Linked DNA regions of Homo sapiens: region 2 is linked to region 1. A link is a loop called in an ENCODE intact Hi-C map of the cell type or tissue named here. Cell type or tissue: Caco-2. All regions are shown on one strand. Each heading gives the region's core, and the rest is flanking DNA. Links, peaks and the distances in the headings are about the cores only. Region 1 holds the start of LOC105369666 (a long non-coding RNA gene). Region 2 has its middle 37 kb from the start of EMP1.

Region 1 (9,553 bases), core at 1,051-9,050:
GATTCCTCTGAAAGGAGTCATAGCAATGAATATTAAACTGGAAATCTCCGGGGGAAGCAGATGGATGCTTTGGGGCCTGGAGGATAAAAGAGGGCAGTGAACCTACTGGGATGTGGGGCTATTGAAACCTTTGGAAAGGAGATGGGGCTTATGGTTCTGGGAGAGGTAGCAGTCGGGCCCAGCTTCCATCCACTGCCACAGAGACAATAGAGTTTCAAATGCGAGGTGGCTGTGTGGTGCCTGTGTAGGCTGGACACCAGGTTTGGTGTCCACAGAGCCATGGGTAGGGTGTCGGCAGCCAAGCCCTTGGTCAGTGGAGAGGAACCTGGAGGGCCGTGTCTTCCAGCCTGGTGCAGAAGTGCCTGCCTCACAGTGGGGACATAGGGGAGGCTGCCGAAAGAACTGAGGCCCCAGATGGCTCTGGCAGGAGCCCCTACTCTCCATGTCATTTTCAGCCTAAGAGAAGAGGAGGCAAGCTAAAATATGACTGGTATTAGACGGCCAACTTTGCTGAGTGGTGGCTTGGAGCCAGATTTAATTGGACTTAGAGAAGTAATTTGGCAAGTCTCTCACTTTGTGTTAGAGCAGTTTATACAGTTATATTAATGCACATGGAACAGAAAAGAAGCCCATGGTTAGTTGCTGACAGACGCTTCTTAAAGTAAACCTTCTTGAGCTTTCCAGGGGATCCTTCATATCAGAATTAATCACACTTAAATCTGCTTATCTTAAGAGCCATAAATAAAACCATAGCTAAATGGACAGGTCCATAAATTTCCCTCCCTTATCACACCCAGCTTACTGTTTCTACATTTAAGAGAGAACTTTACCTGAGAAATGAAACAATTTGTTCTTCAGAATTTCCAGGGACTAAGACAGTGCATATCACAAAATGCTTATTATTTATGGCAATAAGAAATACACAAAGATCATATGTATGTAAAACCAATATGTAAAACATGATAAAGACAACTTCTGAAAAGCAATCTGCTAATATGATTTTACTTTTAAAGGCACTCAACAAATTAACTCTGCCAAGAATTGTCAGTTCTTGCAAGACTCTGGGTGACCTTGACTAAGGACAAAAAATCCGCAGCATCTGGGAGGAGGAAAGATTTTCTGTTGGTAGACACTGAAGTCGCGTGTTGCCCAGTTCCCCTTTCCTAAAATGTTTTCATCTTGGTTTTAGTTATGAAAATCCTATGGGTTTTAGTCATCATTCTCTTACTGTGAGTCATCCTTTCTAATAATTCTTACATTGCTTGAATAAGAAATGGACTTCCAGGTAAAACATCTTCACTAACTATTTGGTGTAAAGACTGACCTAAAGACTTAGGCAATTCTAACTTTTGTGACCTCAGCATTCATTTTTCAACAATCATTTTCATTCTGGTTTGGAAATTTGTCTATTATCACATCAGATTTTAACCCCACACTCAATCCATTTCAAGTTATACTTGCAAGATTTTTACTCCACATTCAATCCACTTCAAGTTATATATATTTGCAAGTTATTCTCGGGGTTATTCAGAAATAAGAAAGAATAACGAACCCCATACTAAGATACACCCACTTTGTGGCACCAAGGTGACAACCAATTTAAGGAAGAGGCAATTTGAGAAACAAAGAATAAAAAAGAGCTTGGACTGAAGCTCAAAGAGGTTCCTTCCAGAAGGAGTGTCCACCAGGGAGAGACACAAGGAACCTCATTCAAAAATCATCTTCTTGATATCGAATGATCATCTCATTCAAGAATTTTCAAGAATTATCTCCAACACCTATAGTACCATGCCCTTTGTCACATACTTTACTCCTTTCCCCAAACATGCCTTTTCCTGCTAGGGTCGGGATACCTCTTGAATTGGAAGAACAAATCTAATTTTGCAATGGTTTCCATAAAGTGATCCTGAAGAAGTAATGGCCATAAGAACAACTCTATCTTTGTGTATGCAACAGATCCCATGCCAAGGTGACTCTTTACTCGCTAGAAAAGGGACAGAGTGGTTTCTCTAACACTTGGGCCCTTAGATCATTAGGAAGTGCGTAGGCGCCAATGTATAATCAGTAACCCTTACATCAGCATATATTAACAGAGTAACCCAGAATTAGCATAGGCTAGGAAGGACAACAGATCGATGAGGCAGGTGCACTTCTTAAAAGAGCCAGGTACAAAATAGCTGTAGACTGCATCCTTTGAGCAATAGGAGGGGAAGCCGGTTACCTTGGCCATGGTCAGCGTCTTGCAGCTTGTCTGGAAGAACCGAAGGATGCCATCTGCACTCCAAGTCCCTTTGGTTTAATGTTGCAAGAATGCAAACTGTCTTCCTACCCTCCTCCCTCTCCTCCTACCCCTCCCCTTCTATCTCATATTCTTTGGAGTGCCTCATGATTAAATGCTGCCTTACAGGGAACACGGGCATTTAATAATTGACAAGGCAATCAGGGCCCAGCTGTTCTGGGAGATTACACCAGAGAGCTTGCCAATGGGGATCTGGGATTAAGCACAAAGAAGCAAGGACCTGCAATTTGCAGAGGAAATTTTCTTTAAAAAGTAAATGATGGTTTAGTTTCCACTGCCTGCCATTCCCTAGGTAACTGGTGTGAATGGATTGGGCTTGGATTTATGACAGACGAAGATATGGCAGGTCACCATCACTGCAGAAGTTTACCTTCCCTCGAGTAGGGTTTCCTATCCCTTTGAAGAAACTCTATTCTCTGCAATGTCGGGGCCTCATGGAGCCATGAACAGGAAATAGCTTCCTTGTTCCATGGGTGGTCTCCACCTTCCAGTTAGAACATTAGAATAAGTACTATTGCCGGGCGTGGTGGATCACGCCTGTAATCCCAGCACTTTGGGAGGCCTAGGTGGGCGGATCACAAGGTCAGGAGATTGAGACCATCCTGGCTAACATGCTGAAATCCCGTCTCTACTAAAAACACAAAAAAATTAGCCGGGCCTGGTGGCGGGTGCCTGTAGTCCCAGCTACTCGGGAGGCTGAGGCAGGAGAATGGTGTGAACCTGGAAGGCAGAGCTTGCAGTGAGCCGAGACTGCGCCACTGCACTCCAGCCTGGGTGACAGAGTGAGACTCTGTCTCAAAAAAAAAAAAAAAAAAAAGAATAAGTACTATTAAGTATCTCCCTCTACACATGGAATGCTGAGTGAGAATGTTGGCTGGGGATGTGGCAAAGATGCAGATAGAATAGGATTGGAGATAAATGAATTCCAGGATCTGGAATGCCATGGCTATTTACCATTCCTCTCCCAACCTTCAGGCAAAGGAATGACAATATTTTATATTTCAAAAAAGAGTTTCTAAAATGCTGAAAAAGTAATCTAAGAAACCAGTAAGGGGTCGTTTGCATATGTTCTTGCCACCAGTCAGCCAGAAGTACAAGTTGTTCTTTCTCTCCTCAAAATTGTACAAATAGCTGGGCGCGATGGTTCATGCCTGCAATCCCAGCACTTTGGGAGGCTGAGGCAGGTGGATCACTTGAGGTCAGGAGTTCGAGACCAGCTTGGTCAACATAGTGACACCCTGTCTCTACTTAAAAATACAAAAAAATTAGCCAGGCATTGTGGCAGGCACCTGTAATCCCAACTACTTGGGAGGCTGAGCAGGAGAATCTCTTGAACCTGGGAGATGGAGGTTGCAGTGAGCCGAGATTGTGCCACTGCACTCCAACCTGGGCCACAGAACGAGACTCCATCTTTAAAAAAAAAAAGTGCAAATTAATTGGGACACCAATGTTGAAAGAGATTCTGCCGCTGTTTGTGAGTCCCTAAACCCTGCATGGACTTTCATCCTCCAAGCCTTTGCTGATGCTCTTCCTTCTGCCTGGACTGCCTTCAATCTCTTTTTACCTGGTGAATTGCCTGCCTTTCAACGAAATTAGTCTAAAAAGTCATCCACTCTTTGAAAATGTTTCTTTTCTCCCTAGGACAGACAGCTCCCTCCTCATGATCCTTGTCACACTATATCTTGCAACACTTATTTTTTTTTTTTAATTTTAATAGAGACAGGGTCTCACTATGTTGTCCAGGCTGGTCTCGAACTCCTGGGCTCAAGCAATCCTCCCACCTTGGCCTCCCAAAGTGCTGGGATTACAGGCGTGAGCCACTGCACCCGGCCTTCTCACAACACTTTCTGTATTCCATTATAACTACTGCATTTGTCTGAAATGTAACTTCCTCAAAGGTCTCACTTTCATTTTAGAGCAGTCGTTCTCAGTTCTGATGAACTGAGTTCAGAACAATCTTTGGAAGTTTGGAAAATATGCCGATTCCTGGACCCACCCTGAGATTTCATAGTAGTTCTGGGTGAGGCCCAGGAATTGGTAATTTTAGAAAGTTCTTAATATATACCCAGGGAATTCATGTAAAATGGCACCTGTTCAACTCATTTTGGGCTTACATTTAATAAAACCCTCTGTATCCGCCCCCGGCCGTTCCTCCCCCTCTTCCAGACTAGCCATGAGGTCATGTTTTTCCCATTCTATATTTGTGCAGTTCGTTTAGGGAATCAAAGGCAGGTTCTTCTGAACTTAATTGTTTGAATTAGTCCACGTTCTAGCCAAATGAGTTGCTTCGGATCCTGCTTTTGTCACCTGTAATGTCTGCTCTCCTCAGACTGATGTTAACAAGCAAATTTGATAAACATGTGCCATGTGCAGGTACATTTTCTGCATCGCCCAAACAACCCTTTATTTGTTGTGACAGAACTCACTCTCCTTTGGAAGGAGAAGCAGGAATTTTGTGTTCTTTGTTTTTTTTTTTTTTACGGTTGCATTGGCGGTTGGTTTCCTGGCTAGTAGTTTCATCACAACGCTGGGTGGCGCTATCTCCTCGTCGTTTCCGCTTCCGTCACGTGCTTCCCCCACCAGTCGGCAAAATGTGGGTGGAAGTGGCTGCTCCTCCCCATAGGATCCTTTTATTTATTTATTTTTAATTTGGCATCCTCCCTGCCTGCTAATCTACAGAATGCCGTGTGTCAGCTCTATGGAATTCAGGGCTCAGGCTGAACTTTGGGGCATCCAGCCACTCCCTATAGGAGTCTTGTAGGATTGTTTCATGTAGCCCATTTTTTTTTTTTTTTTTTTTTTTTTTTTTTTTTTTTGGGCGGCCAGTTCCAGCTTCAGTGACTCAGTAGATCCTCAAATACTTCCCATGGGAAATACAACTCCACGGTATCAGAAAATACAGTTAGCCAATGTTTCCTGATGAGTTTTGTGCACATTTTTCTTGATTGTATCTTCAGTCCCTTTCCACCCCAGAACAGTGAACAATTATTTTCCCCTCTCTGTGCTTACACCCTTCAAATACTTGCAGACACTTCTCATAGCCCGCTTGAGTCACTGTTTGGCATGGCCTGATGTCTTTGGTTTTTATTGCCTCTGCTCATAAACTGCACCCCCTGTGCCTTAATAGCCTGAAGTTCGCCTTCTCCAGGGAAATGGGGATGGGAGTGGCAGACTCTTAAGTGTGTTATATGAGGAGGCTCAGGGGTGGATTTAGAGTGAAGCTAATGAAACTTCAGCTTCCATGTCCCCTACTCACTCCACCTCTTCTAAAACCTTGTTACCTAATTTACACTTGTAATTGTGTACTCTTTTTCTTAAAGAGGGCCTCCGAAATTATATTATTTTAGGCCTCCACAAAGCCTGGGTCCACCCCTTAGGAGGCTGTGCATTTTGTGTGTGTACTTGGCTGCCTGGCTGCTGAATGTGACCAGTCTTGATTCCCCCTCCCCAAGGACCCTGGGCCACAACGTCTAATTTCCTCTTTTTGACAAAACATGAGTTTCTCTGCCTGGCCACAAACATCAGAGCCCAGCATCCCACTCACTTCCTTTCATTGTAATTTGGGCATGTTAATATTTTTTTCTTCCTTTTCCTCTCTTAGAACAGAAGAAGTAATTGCTAGTCAATGTGACATAAATATAATTAGGTTCGGCTCAGAAGCTCATGACTCAGCACAGACACGAAGATTCCACACCTAAAAACAGTATTTAGCTCTGGCATGTTGGACTGTGACTATTCCAAGATGACCTCCGCAGGAATATATATGCACTTCACCATTTATGACACCACAAGGCCAACAGTGGGGACTAACCCATATTTGCTGAGGTCCTCAGTCACTGTTTCCTGTACTGGACAGAACCACATTTACTAGGCTGTGCATCAAGAGAAAACAGTGGTGTTGGGGCACCTACACATACTTCGTAAATGGGAATGCAATTTATTGTTTTGTGAGTTCACTGCAGGTTAGAAGTGATTAAATGACAAGCGTGAATGCTGAGCCGGAGAGCAGGTTATATACCACACCACTTCTCTAATGCCAAGGCCTGGGGCTAAGGGATCCGGTGTTTTTTTTTGTTTTTTTTTTTTTTTTTTGTTTTTTCTTCATGTCATCCATACTGGCATCTTCCTGGAAAGGTTTGTTTGCCCTCCCTGGCAGGAGTATCTCTGTCCTCCCAGGAGCTAGATTTCTGACCCACGCGCCATTAGCTCCTTTCTGTTACTCAGTAGACAAAGGCTGGAGTGGGTTGTAAATGTTTCGGCTATCGCCGGTCTGATGACCATGCATGCCCCTGGCCCTGTTCTTTGCTTCTGCATGTCCTAGCATGTGCCTCTCTCGTGTAACTCATCACATGGCTTACTTGTCTGTCATGCTCATTTGACTTTAAGTTGCTTGATATAGTAGCAGCTATGTTTTATTCATTGTTGATCCTCAGAGCCTAGCAGTGTTTTAACATCTATGAATGAATGAATGAATGAATGAATGAATGAATGAGATTTGTAATGCAAAAAGGTTTATGGATACAATTAGAAATCCTGAATGAAGATGTGAATAAAGAAGTGTGTCCAAACAGCCTTCTGTTGCTAAAGGAAACAGGACGCTTCTGGATTCACGTATGTAAGAGCAGCGAGAAGCTACAAAGGAAGCCCTGGGTCCACAGGCACACCCTAAGCCTTTCCAGGCAGATGCACCCAGAGTTTCATCAAACAGATTCTCTGCCAATCCATTTCCTCTCACCTGTGGAAACATTCCTGCTTTTAAATGAGCAAAGCGCAGAAAACAGTGATGATCTCATGAAATAGTATATTATCTTTAGTGCACAGAGATCAGGAGACAGATTGCTCAAAAACCAGTGACAGATTGGAAATGTTATGTCCTTTTCCAAGCTGGGTGGACCCCTACTGATTAGAGCCATTTTGGATAATGTATCTCCAAACTTCTGAGCTTTTGCTGCTCTAACTGCAATGTTTACATCAGTGCCTGACCTTATACTCTTTCACTGATGAGGACAAAGATGGTCTTCACACGGGACATTTTCACATTTGTTTCCCAGCCCGGAAGGGAAGAGTAATGCCACCAAAATGCCCGTGCTTAGTGTTCAAAATGACTACATCACTGTAGGGCACTTAGCTCCGGGATTTATTCTCAGCTGTAACCACGTTTAAGGGGCCACATCACCTCAAATGGTCGCACAATCAAATGACTCTAGTCTTCCTAACGTAGGTCCCGAGTTTTGGGAACACTTCAATTCAGTGGGAAGGACCCTGGAAAAGCGTATCGGGGCCTCGTTCTCGTCTTTCCCTTTCCGCCTTTTAATGGAATTGTTTGAGGACTTTTGCTAATGCAGTCATTTCCAGGAGAGGAAGCCGCCTTTCTTCCAGGCCCCAAGCAGCTGGAGTGAATCAGAGGGGCAGCCACATCTGCACATCCTGTGGGGCAATCGCTCACGCGCGGGTGACGGCGCCAGCAGGCCGGCTGGGGCCGGGGGCGCTTGGGGACCGCGGGGCGGGGCGGGGGCGTAACGGGTGGGGCCTCTCGGGGGTGCCTGGGCCGCGCCATCTCCACTTCCGAGCGCGCCCTCCCACCCTGATGAGTAACGCGCCGTCTCTCCCGTTTACTACGGCGCCCGGTCGCCTAGCAGCGGGGCGCGTTGCCGCGGCGACAGGCCGGCCGTGTTTGGCATTGTTTGCGAGGCCCCGCCCCGCGGCCGCCAACCACCCATGGCTTCCTGACCGGGTCGGGCGGGGGTACCCGGGCTGTTTCTTCCTCTGGGTCTTCCTCCGTCGGTTGAGAACGGTGTCCCGGGGGCCCTCCCAGAGAGCAGGGACTGCCAGGGCAGGCCAGGGACCCGGCGAGCCGCGGAGGGCGGGGCCACATGTGTCCCGGAGCTGGGCCGGGGCGCTAGGCCACCTGAGGCGCGTCCCCTCTGCCGCCTGGCGAGGCTGCGCGGGAGGGCGGAGAGACTGGGTAGTCGGAGGGATTCCTTACACCCAGGCCGGTGGGCCAGGGCTCGGGATGTGTCGAGCTGCTGGAGTCCAAAGTCAGGCATTTCCCTGCCTCTGCCCGGTAAAGCTATGGGTCCCAGGCTCCCGTTCTAAGGGAAGGGGATGTCTGCGTCTCATTGGGAAGACCCCAGGGCGGGACTTCACCACCCAGACCCCTCAGCAGATCCGAGTTCTATTTACGACCCAATGCACGACTGCACTGAGGATTTTGGCCAAGTTACTTAACCTCCCAGAGGGTTAAATTTACCCTCAGGGGTAAATGAGGGCAAAGAGTTGTCCTTCTTAGTTCTGTGAAAATCGAAAACAGGTAGAAGAAGAGTGCCTCTAAGCAGAAACGAAGGGGAAGTGCACCTGTGCTACCAGCAGACACCTTGCTAGACCCTTCAGACATCTTCCTTAATCCTCACAACCAGCCTGAAAGGGACGTGGCATCCCCATTCTACAAGTGAGGGTTCCGATTCGGAGGGTTTGACTTGCTCAAGGCCACAAAGCTAGTAAATGGTAAAGTCAACACTGGCAATCTTTGAGGACTGTTCGCCTGACTCATCACCAGGCTGCCACTCAGTAAAAGCCAAGGCACAGTCACCTTTAACAAAATGTACAGATTGCAGGCCAGATTTATGGGACCTCCTGCAGATTGAGGCAATGGATTAAGTGTACTTTATACTTCTCAGGTACATATTAGCAACCAGACGCTCCCATATTCCCTCTGTGTCTCTCCTGGAAAACCACTGATAAAGAACAATAATAAAATTTATTCTAAGCCATGACTGGCTTTTTCTGTCATGTTCACATCCACTTCTTTGTCATCTATTCACTTGGGGCTGCTTCTGAATTAGGGAAGCTGCCTGAACCCACACTCCGATGGCTCTTCAGAACCACCAGCTCAGCTCTGCAGTCCCAGAAGTGCCTCTTAAGTTATCCTGTTCTTTCCTTTGAGATCCTAACTTCCAGCTGGTCAACAACATACCACATTGCTCCCTGTGTTGGAGTGTATGTACGTGTGTGTGTGTTTGTGTATGTGCTAGTTTGCTGGCTAATTGCAAGCTTCATTTTTCTCTCCTGAGAAAGGCAAGATATCTGAGAATGAACACCATTTGTTTTTTTAAGTAATCCTTAGAGCTGAAAGTTGGGAGGCTGGTCGTTTCTGAATGTAGGTCAAATGCTAAACAAGCCGCAACTTCTCTGCAGAGTGTGAGAGTCTTCCTGGTCTGGAAGGATCCCTGAAGATTCTGCTGGATTCTCTGAGAC
Region 2 (9,553 bases), core at 1,124-9,123, 140 kb after region 1:
ATATTTTATTTTTCTCATCAATGTTATAACAAAACGACGACGTTATTCAAGCACTGTCTGTACATTAATGGTGCCATCTGCTGAGATGCTTAAAAAACTAAAATGTGAGAAGGACCCAACGACCCCTCTGCCAAAAAATGGAAGTGCATCATTGTGTCTTGGTGCTAGCAAGTGTTGAAAAACAGAAGTTAAAAGCGTCTCCTACTTTTTTTTTTTTTTGCATTGGCGTCTGTTGACCTATATTGTGCATTCTGTGTAAATTTCATATGCCAGAAAAATCAAGAGTAAAAAGGTCATGAGAAGGCAGAAGAGTGGGTTGGAGAGGACTCTGAATAAGAGAACCTGGGATAAGACAGTTTATTAAGATATAAGCAATGATTTCTGACTTTTTTCAGCCAGGAGATACATAAGCACAGAGGATGTGATATCAGTCTTGGATCAATAAGGGATCTTGTACAATGAGAAAAGTGATGCATTTTCATCTCCCAGGTGCCTCTCCACCCCTTCTGTCTGGGGGCTGTGAGGTAGGGAATCTGCTGGCTATTCCCTGATGGACCTCTCAGGGTTACTAGACCAAGAGGCAACCTTGAGGAATGCTACTCGTTAACCCAGTTAACAAATAAATTAAAATCCTTGTCCTAGTGGGTGTCTGATTTCCAGTCTTTCATTTCACACGTTGACACTAGATGTCAGGGAAAGACTTAGCGTTCTACTTTGCAGGTCTCAGATCTCTTCAGCAGGAAGGAAGGCTGCCTGAGACAGAAATCAGGTATTGAAGACTGGCAGATTTCCCACTGTGAGCCACTGGGGACACCAGGGCTCTTATGCCAAAATATCACTATCCTGCTCACGCCCTGTTAGACATACTCTTGATGCTGTTAAAGCCCATAGACAGAACAGGTTAGATCAAGGTCATTTCATCAAAAAAGTTTTTTTTTTTTTTTGAGCGGGGGGAGGGGGAATGAAAGTCATTAATTTACCCTTTCGATTTTATTATAAAAGAGATTCAATTTTACTTTTCAAAAAAGGACAGAAGGTATAACATGGTCGTGTTTTATAATCCTTTTCATTAGTAAATTAGGAAGGAGGTAAACCAGTTAAAAATTATATGGGAGTCTCATAAGATTGTTCTGATGCTCTGTAGTACTTCCTTACATTTTGCAAAAATGACATTTTGTTTTAAATGATATTAAGCAAAAATGTGTTTTTACTGCAGAATAACTAAATCCTGACTTGCTTTCATTATGTTGCTATTATGATTCCCAAGGCTCTCAGCCCCTTCACAGGCTTCCTGATGTAACAAAAAACGATGGGCTTTTATAAAAAGTATGGATAACACATTCAAAAATTTTCCTTCTTCCTTCCTTCCTTCTCCTTCCTTCCTTCCTTCTTTCCTACCTTCCTTCTTTCCTCCCTCCCTCCCTCCTTTTTTCCTTCCTTCCTTCCTTCTCTTCCTTTTTTTTTTTTTTTTTTTAGCTTGCAAGAAGGCAATGTGAACAAACTGGAACCGGGAAGGATGGTGGTAAAGGACAAAGCCAGAAAAGGGTACAGGATTTCCCTTGTCATGCATATATTTTTGCTCTAGTCCAAAAGGTCATGGCCGTCGTATTCTCAGCCACCCTTTGGAAATAAGGTGGCTAGTCATCTACCCACCCAAGTTTAAAAATAGCCCTTCCTTGGTAGGAGGAGCCCACAGTGGGAGGAGGGCCCATCCAGATGCTGGGGAGCAGCCCCGCCTATGGAAAGATGTTCCAGGAGCCCCCTTGGTGCATCTGGGAGCCATTATATCATCACCAAAAATAGTATTATTAATACCGTATGTGTGTGTCCTTCATTTATTTGTGAACTGGATGTTGTGCAAGTCACAGGGGACTTGAAAAGAAAAAGACAAGTTTTTTGCTGGCTCACGATGGAGGCAGGAGAGAGACATGCTGGAAAACCATTCTAATGCTTATGATAGATATTTACAATGGTTGGTCATTGTTACCTACTGCAATCCAGACAACTCCATCTTCTTGGAACTTTCAGATAAAGATTGATGTGGGGTATGGTGGCTCACGCCTGTAATCCCAGCACTTTGGGAGGCTGAGGCAGGAGGATCACTTTGGGTCCAGGAGTTCAAGACCAGCGTAGGCAATGTGGTGAGGCCTCATCTTTACAAAAAAATCAAGATTAATGTGGACAAAGAGTTTCAAAGTGTAAGGCAGATTAGAGAATTACTTGAGCGGGAATGAAAATATGGAGAGATGTCAGTACTACTGGTTTATTGATCAAGATTTTGACTGGTTTATTTATAAAAATACCCATATGACACATACTATGTGCCAGGCATCATTTTAAACACTTTGCAACTGTAAGCTCCTTTCATCCTTACAACTCTCTAAGTAGGTACCAGTATTAGTCCCATGTTGGAGATAAGTAAATTGAAGCACAAAACGGTTAAGTAACTTGCCCAAGTATTCACAGATAGAGCTAGAATCCTGGGGGTCATTTCACTTATCTTTTCTTCTGCTCAACCTGAATGCTCACCTAACAACATGCTTTTTCTTTTCACCTAGGAAGAGAGCGTTATGTAGTTTAACAGTTTGTGATTTTGGAGTCAGTCAGATCTATGTTTGACAGTTAGCTCTGCCACGTAATAACTGACTTTGGGGCAACTTTTACTGAAGTTCTCTGAGCCTAGTCTTTCTTATAAGGAAAGGTGGTAACTAATTCCTATAGTTGTTGGAAGAATAAAAGGAGATATTGTAGTAAGATTACGTACTCTTGATAAATGTTCTTACTTCCTGTGGAAGCCAGGCTCTACGATCACCCACACGGATTCTCATTTCCTGGTGATCAGGCCCTTGTGTAGTTCTTCCCACTTGGATAAGGCTGACCTATGTAACCAGTAGAATATTGTAGAGGGACTTCTGAGGTTAGAGCATAAAACACACAGCAGCCTTGCACCCTCATTGATCTGGGGAAAGCCAGCTGCCATGCCATGGTGATATGATTTGTCTGTGTCCTCGCCCAAATCTCAACTTGAATTTTAGCTCCCAGGATTCCCACTTGTTGTGGGAGGGACCCAGGGGGAGGTAACTGAATCATGGGGGCTGGTCTTTCCCGTGTTATTCTTGTGATAGTGAATAAGTCTTACGAAATCTGATGGTGTTATCAGGGGTTTCTGCTTGTGCTTCTTTCTCATTTTTCTCTTGCCACCTCCATGTAAGAAGTGCCTTTCACCTCCTGCCATGATTCTGAGGCCTCCCCAGCCATGTGGCACTATAAGTTGAATTAAACCTCTTTTTCTTCCCAGTCTCAGGTATGTATTTATCAGCAGCGTGAAAACAGGCTAATACACATGGGGACTCCTAGGCAGCCCAGTGGAGAACTCTGGTAACAGAGGCCTCCTGCTTCATTCATCTTGCCAGCCAGGTGAGTGGACCATTTTAGAAGCAGATCCTCTAGCCCCAGTCAAGCCTTCAGATGACGGCAGCCCTGGCCAAGATCTTGACTGGAGCCTCATAAGAGATACTAAACATGAACTGCTCAGCCAAGCCGCTTGTGGATTCCTGACCCATAGAAACTGTATGAGATAAGAAATACTTACTGTTGCTTTACACCGCTAAGTCTGGAGAAGTTTGTAACACAGCAATAGATAACTAATATACTTTCCCTCATCTATTCTTTCACCAGTAGGTCAAGCTGGACTCTTATCTTGTCTCCACCTCTCACAGCACATTCTGCTCCAGACATAAGTGCAGTGGGTGAAGTTTGTCCTGGGGACATACCCCCTTGCAATCCATTTCACTTGACCTTTCTGCTGCCAGCTGAAAATATCTTGGCCTCCTCGTATGCTCAACCAATCTTCACTGGCATTCAGCAGCCCACTAGGTGTTCATGGGCATGAGCTCTCGTGTGTCTTTCTGGGGACATTTACACTGGAATAGTGGGCACAGAGGATGAAGAACCTTTATAAGATAGCCTAGGGTTTCCCTTTAAACTCTTGTTTTGGGCCTCAAACATGTTAGGTATGGGTCTGGACCTAAGTTGGAATAACTCCCTGTAAAAAAATCTAAATTCCTTGTAATCACTTTCATGGCCAATTGGGCTCTGGCCGCCCCACCCCTCCAATTCGTCTTTTACCAGTCATTCCTCACTCACTGTGCCCAGCCCACCCTGGCCTTCCCTTCTCCCCTCCCCTCCCCTCCCCTCCCCTCCCCCTCCCCTCCCCTCCTCTCCTCTCCCCTCCCCTCCCCTCGCCTTCTTTCCCTTTCTTTCTGACAGGGTCTCACTCTGTCTCCCAGGCTGGAGTGCAGTGGCGCAATCATGGTTCACTGCAGCCTCAATCTCCTGGGCTCAACTGATCCTTCCACCTCAGCCTCCTGAGTAGCAGGGACTATGGGCACACGTCATTATGCCCAGTTGATTTCTGTATTTTTAGTAGAGATGGGGTTTTGCCATGTTGCCCAGGCTGGTCTTGAACTCCTAAGCTCAAGCGATCTGTGCACCTCGGCCTCCCAAAGTGCTGGGATTACTGGCATGAGCCACAGTGCCCAGCCCACTCAGCCCTTACTGTCCCAGGAGAATGTCAAGGTTATTCTCTCCACTGGGTTTTTGTACCTGCTGTTCTCCCTGCCTGCAGTCCTCTTTCTGCAGGTCTTCACTTGATTGGTTTATTCTCATCATTCAGATGCCAACTCAGTGGCACCTGCTTAGAGAGGCTTTCGTTTATGAAATAAATGAAGGCCTCCCAGGCCCACTATTCCTGCTATACTTTACAATACTACCATGCTGTTACCTTCATAGCAGTTACCATTAGTGAATTGTCCTATTCATTGGTTTGCTCACTTGGTCTTTGTTTATCTCCCACTCCCTTGTGTCACATATGCTTCATGAGGCAGGGTTGTCTTGGTCACACACCGCATGTCAAGTGCTTGGCATATATATAGTATCTGAGAAATTTATTCACTGAGATGCAATATGTGTGTAACTCAGACTTGGTTTTGTTGGCTATAAGATGAGATTATGCCTAGTCCTTGTTTACAATTCACATATAGATTAGAAACAATAGAAATGCTCATAGCACATGTGCATGGTATGCTGTGTAGTAGTAACAACATTAATGCAATTTTCCATCGTCTCTGGCCCGTTTCCTGAAACTGTAAAAATTCCATGCATTGGGCCAAGTCTCTCCCACCTGGACAGCCCTACTGCCCCTCACCCTTCCCATCCATGTTCTGCTCTAATTCTCTGCATCTGCACCCCTACAGGACCTTTTCCTTTTCTGGTTTCTACTACAGTTGTTAATGTAACTGCATCTCCTGGTGGCCACTTCTGATATGACACATTGTGGAGTTGGGAGGACATTATTGGAAACCTGTTTGTGGGTCATTCTCAAGTCGTTTCAGGAGGAGAAACACCAGCCTCAAGTTCAGATAAAAAGTCTAGGCCACAGAAATTACGGTCTCCATATCCAGCCTTTCCTGAAATCTGCATCCCCGTCTGTGACCTTACTGCCTGGCCTCGTTCAAACCCCAGCGTCTTATCTGGCTTATTGCCTCCTCCCATCTAAAAATATCAGCTTGTAATTGATCTCCCCTCCACACATTCTCCTTCTCCACATATACATTTTCCTGATGTTCATATTTTCTCAGGCCACCACTCTGCTTAAAAACAAGCAATGGCTCCCTACTGTATGAAGAATAAAGTCCCAGCTCCTCAGCCTGGCATCCGGGACACTTCAAAGCCTGGGTTCTACCTGGCTTTCTAGTTTCACTCTCTTCTACACTCCCGCCTCCTCAATCATTGCATGCTCATGCCTAAGGCATCTGGACCATTCCTCAAAACTACGCCTCTACATCATCAAAGCCCTGTCGGCCTTCATGCTGTTCTCTCTACCTGAAGTGCTCTGCTCCCACTTTTACCTGACAGTTGAATCCTGTCCCACTCAGAGCCAGCTCCAAGGCTCCATCTTCCATGAACTGCCTCCTGCCCCGCCCTCCCCTGCACCATTATGTCTTGGTGGAAATATAGCAATTATGCCTACTAGCCTCTCGAACAATGCTAATGGGCATAATTGTTCATATTTCCACCAAGACATGATGGAGTTTTATTTACTTTAACCCTGTCATGTGCACAGTAGGTCATTAACATCTGTTAAATGGGTCAATGAGTATTGGAAGCTAGAGTCCATGTTTCCCAGAGCCTAGTCAGGCTAGTCTGAGAAGTGAGAGGCCACATGTGGTGATATTGGGACAGAATCTTTGAAATTGGCATGGCCTTGGGCAACCTGGGGTGCAGAGTTACTTTAAACTGGAAGCAGAGCTTCCACTGAAATTCTATGAGCTTTAGTTTCCTTAGGGGATTACTGGGCACAATTATTTCTGAATCTCCTTTTTTATCTTGAGAGAATGAAGGCGAAGATCTTAGAATAATGGTTTATGTACTTTGACATGCCAAGATAAAAGGCAAAGTGTAAAAGTTAATACTGGAATATTAACTAACATGTGTTTGGGAAATTGTATTCCTGCAACACTATTTCTTTTTTGAAATTTAGTTGCATTTCATATTTCTTTGGTTTGTATCCCAAGATAACTGTGGGTTACTAGTAGCTGAGATGAATGGAGCTTATGCAACTATACAATCTTTCAATGGATTTTGAGACAAAGCATTTAGTATTCTGTAGTGAACACAATAGTCCTAGAGATTCAGAAACCAGATACATAAATTCATCTTTTTTTCTGAGTCACTTTGTTGTGTCTCTTAGTGATCTTTTGACTCAGTTTTTTCACCTGAAATTTGGAAATATTATTTGATTTCCGATATTTCCAATAAGTTAAATGTTCAGTGAACACTAATTGAGTCATACCCATAGAGCTGAAGGTTTTCCAGAAAAATGCCTCAGAAGAAGTTAAATTTGAAGTTGCATATTTGTGGCCTGTTTTTCTGTTTCATACACCTACACCCCAAGACCAGCATTATAGGGTGCACATCTTCTGTTACTCTTCTTGGCTATTGGGGAGATTACTTGCCTGGCTCAGAGAGGAAACCTTTCTATGTTCTTTGATAGATTTTATACATTAGAGCCCCTTCTTGCTCAGAAGATAGCAGCAGGTGGCTAAGCTTGGAATATCTACTGTCAATTCCATGTAGAGAGCTACATCAGACCAGGTCCCAACAACCCAACCTTCATCAGAGACCCAACCTCCATCAGAGACCCAACCTCCGTCAGAGATCCTACCACCATAGAGACTGGTAGGAGTTTCATGGTAGGCGTTAAGCATGAGCCTGTCTCTGGGTCTGTGTCTCTATTTCTGGGTGAAGGAATATATATATATATATTCTCTTGGGCACATCCTACTTAAAAAAAGGAGATTAACCATATTACATCCCTGACTTGCACCATGTGGCTTAATAAGCAAGACATGTCATAAAGTTAACAGTTAGTTCTATGGCTTATAGCAGTGTAAACTAAATACCTGAGTGTAGTTTCTAGAGTAATTAGAGTCTGGTGGGATTGGGACAGGTTTCCACATTCCCTAGGGTTTCTGAATAATCCTAGGCCAAGCTTGGATCTTAAGTACTTTCTTTACTTTTTTTTTTTTTTGAGACAGCAGCTCACTCTGTCACCCAGGCTGGAATTCAGTGACACCATCACGGCTCACTGCAGCCTTGACCTTCTTGGCTCTATCGATCCTCCCACCTCAGCCTCCCGGGTAGCTGGGACTACCGGTGTACACCATCATGCCCAGCTAATTTGTTGTATTTTTTGTAGAGATGGGTTTTGCCATGTTGCTCAGGCTTGTCTTGAACTCCTGGGCTCAAGCAATCCACCTGCCTAGGCCTCCCAGAGTGCTGGGATTACATGTGTGAGCCACTGTGCCTGGCCTGATCTTAGGTATTTTGAAGACCAATTAACTGGGGTTTCTTCTTGACTGTCCAGGGATACTTTTTGTTTACTACTGATCTGTCAGAGACCTTGAAAATCATCCCTGGCCAAGGCTCAGAGGTTTCTTAAGGGGCCAGCTAGAGCTTGGCATTATCAAGGCTTGCCATGAAGAGAAAATGCCCCCAAGACCCACCCAGGGTCAGATCTTTCATGCTCATGTGAACTTGTAGAATAATTATTCCAAAGTCCCAGCCACTACCCAGAAAGCAGTATATAGTTAATACGTTCCTGGCAAATATAAGTCCCTCTGCATGGCTCTGCAATTTAGACTACCACTCATGAGAATAACACCAAGGCCTAGACCAACAGCATTGTGTATGTACCCTGGAAAATACTTCAGATCTCATTGATTCATCTCCCAACCAGATCAAGTATGTGAGATAAACAGCCAGTTCCATGGGATATGGTTGCTTTGTTTTATTTGAGATTGTGTTTCAAACACACCACCTACCAGTACTACTACCAGTGCTGGAATATTTGGGGTACCCATTCCTAGGCTATATGTGAGCCAAGTTCAACAGATTGTATGATTCCCCACCAAGTTCAGAGGAAGGGTTGCCCACCAGGTACTCGCCGGTCTGAGCTAAGCAACTGCAGAATGAGGGAAACACACTTAACAGATGAGGCTGTGAATGCCGGTGCTGATGTCCTCTGTTCTAAGAGCAAATGATGTCTTCCATAATATGGATGCAGTCATGGCCAAATGTATATTCAGCAGTATGTTCCTCCCATCGCTGCTCTGGGGAGATAACGGATAATGCTATTCCTCCAGTAGTGTGAAGTGAGAGGGGGTCAAGAAAACATTTTCAGTTTAGAGCAACGGGGCGTGAGATGCATCCAATCTTATGCAATCCTAAGTCCCTGGGCACGAATGGAATTTGTAACCAGCAAAGAAATTCTTTATAATAATTTAATTTGTATGTGAGATTGAGCTTGTGAGAGTGAGTGACAGAGAGGTAGAGGGGAAAAGACAGAGGGAATGAGAGGGGAGAAAGACAATGAAAAAGATGAATGAGAATGAATAATGGGAGGCAAAGATAAAGGAAAAGCAATATAAAGCAGAGAGGGGAGAGAAAAGAAGTAATAACTTCTGATAATTGCGGAAATATATCACAAACATAATTGTATAAAAGGAGGGATTTAGATAGTGAACAGGAAAGTTGAGAGCATGGCTGAAGGTAGAAGAAAGAAGGAAGAAATGAATAACAGGAAAACAAAGAGAGAAAAAAAAGGAAAACATTTCAAGGAATAGGTAGGAAACAAGATGTGCCTTGGGAATTTCAATGAATTATTTTGTCTCCCAAGTTTTAAACTTACAATGTGTTCTGCCATGACGGTCTAATTCTCAATTAAGATATGCTAATAAGGCTGACCGCATACCATATACTCGCCATGCCTGATAAGCAGTTTAGCTTCTTTTTGGGTTTGGTGGGAGAGCAGTTATGTTTCCACACTGAAGTTTCTCATTGGCTTTCCTCCTACAAAGGCGCAAAATGACCACATGTTGTTCTTACTAATATTTGTTTTAGTCTGACACACTTCGATCTCTGCCGAGTTGACTACTAACTGCTTCGTACACACTTCGTATTCCTCCACCTGCTTTCAGTTACCTTCATTAAA

Evidence for each region. A loop is a pair of places that touch in the nucleus more often than their neighbours do. Peaks named below come from ENCODE experiments on the same cell type or tissue, not always from the same donor. Only the 100,000 strongest peaks of a DNase experiment are listed, where the experiment ranks them.
Region 2: a loop joins it to region 1, with 10 times the contacts of the local background. A loop is called at or near these places in 8 of 110 quality-filtered maps.

The regions. Positions count from the first base shown.
Region 1 is chr12:13,093,378-13,102,930 of GRCh38, forward strand. The region is part of intron 1 of GSG1 (germ cell associated 1); the gene reads right to left. LOC105369666 (a long non-coding RNA gene) reads left to right here and starts at 8,053. Exons shown (of 2, transcript XR_931369.3): 1 at 8,053-8,363; 2 at 8,610-9,069. RefSeq lists silencers at 7,669-7,898, 8,179-8,228. In Caco-2, for the core only: a CTCF peak has its summit at 4,845; DNase peaks (open chromatin) are centred at 4,924, 5,414, 8,024 and 8,804; H3K4me3 peaks cover 1,589 bases.
Region 2 is chr12:13,228,936-13,238,488 of GRCh38, forward strand. No RefSeq gene overlaps it. Among named protein-coding and RNA genes, the nearest start is that of EMP1, 37 kb to the left of the region's middle. In Caco-2, for the core only: a CTCF peak has its summit at 5,311; a DNase peak (open chromatin) is centred at 5,306.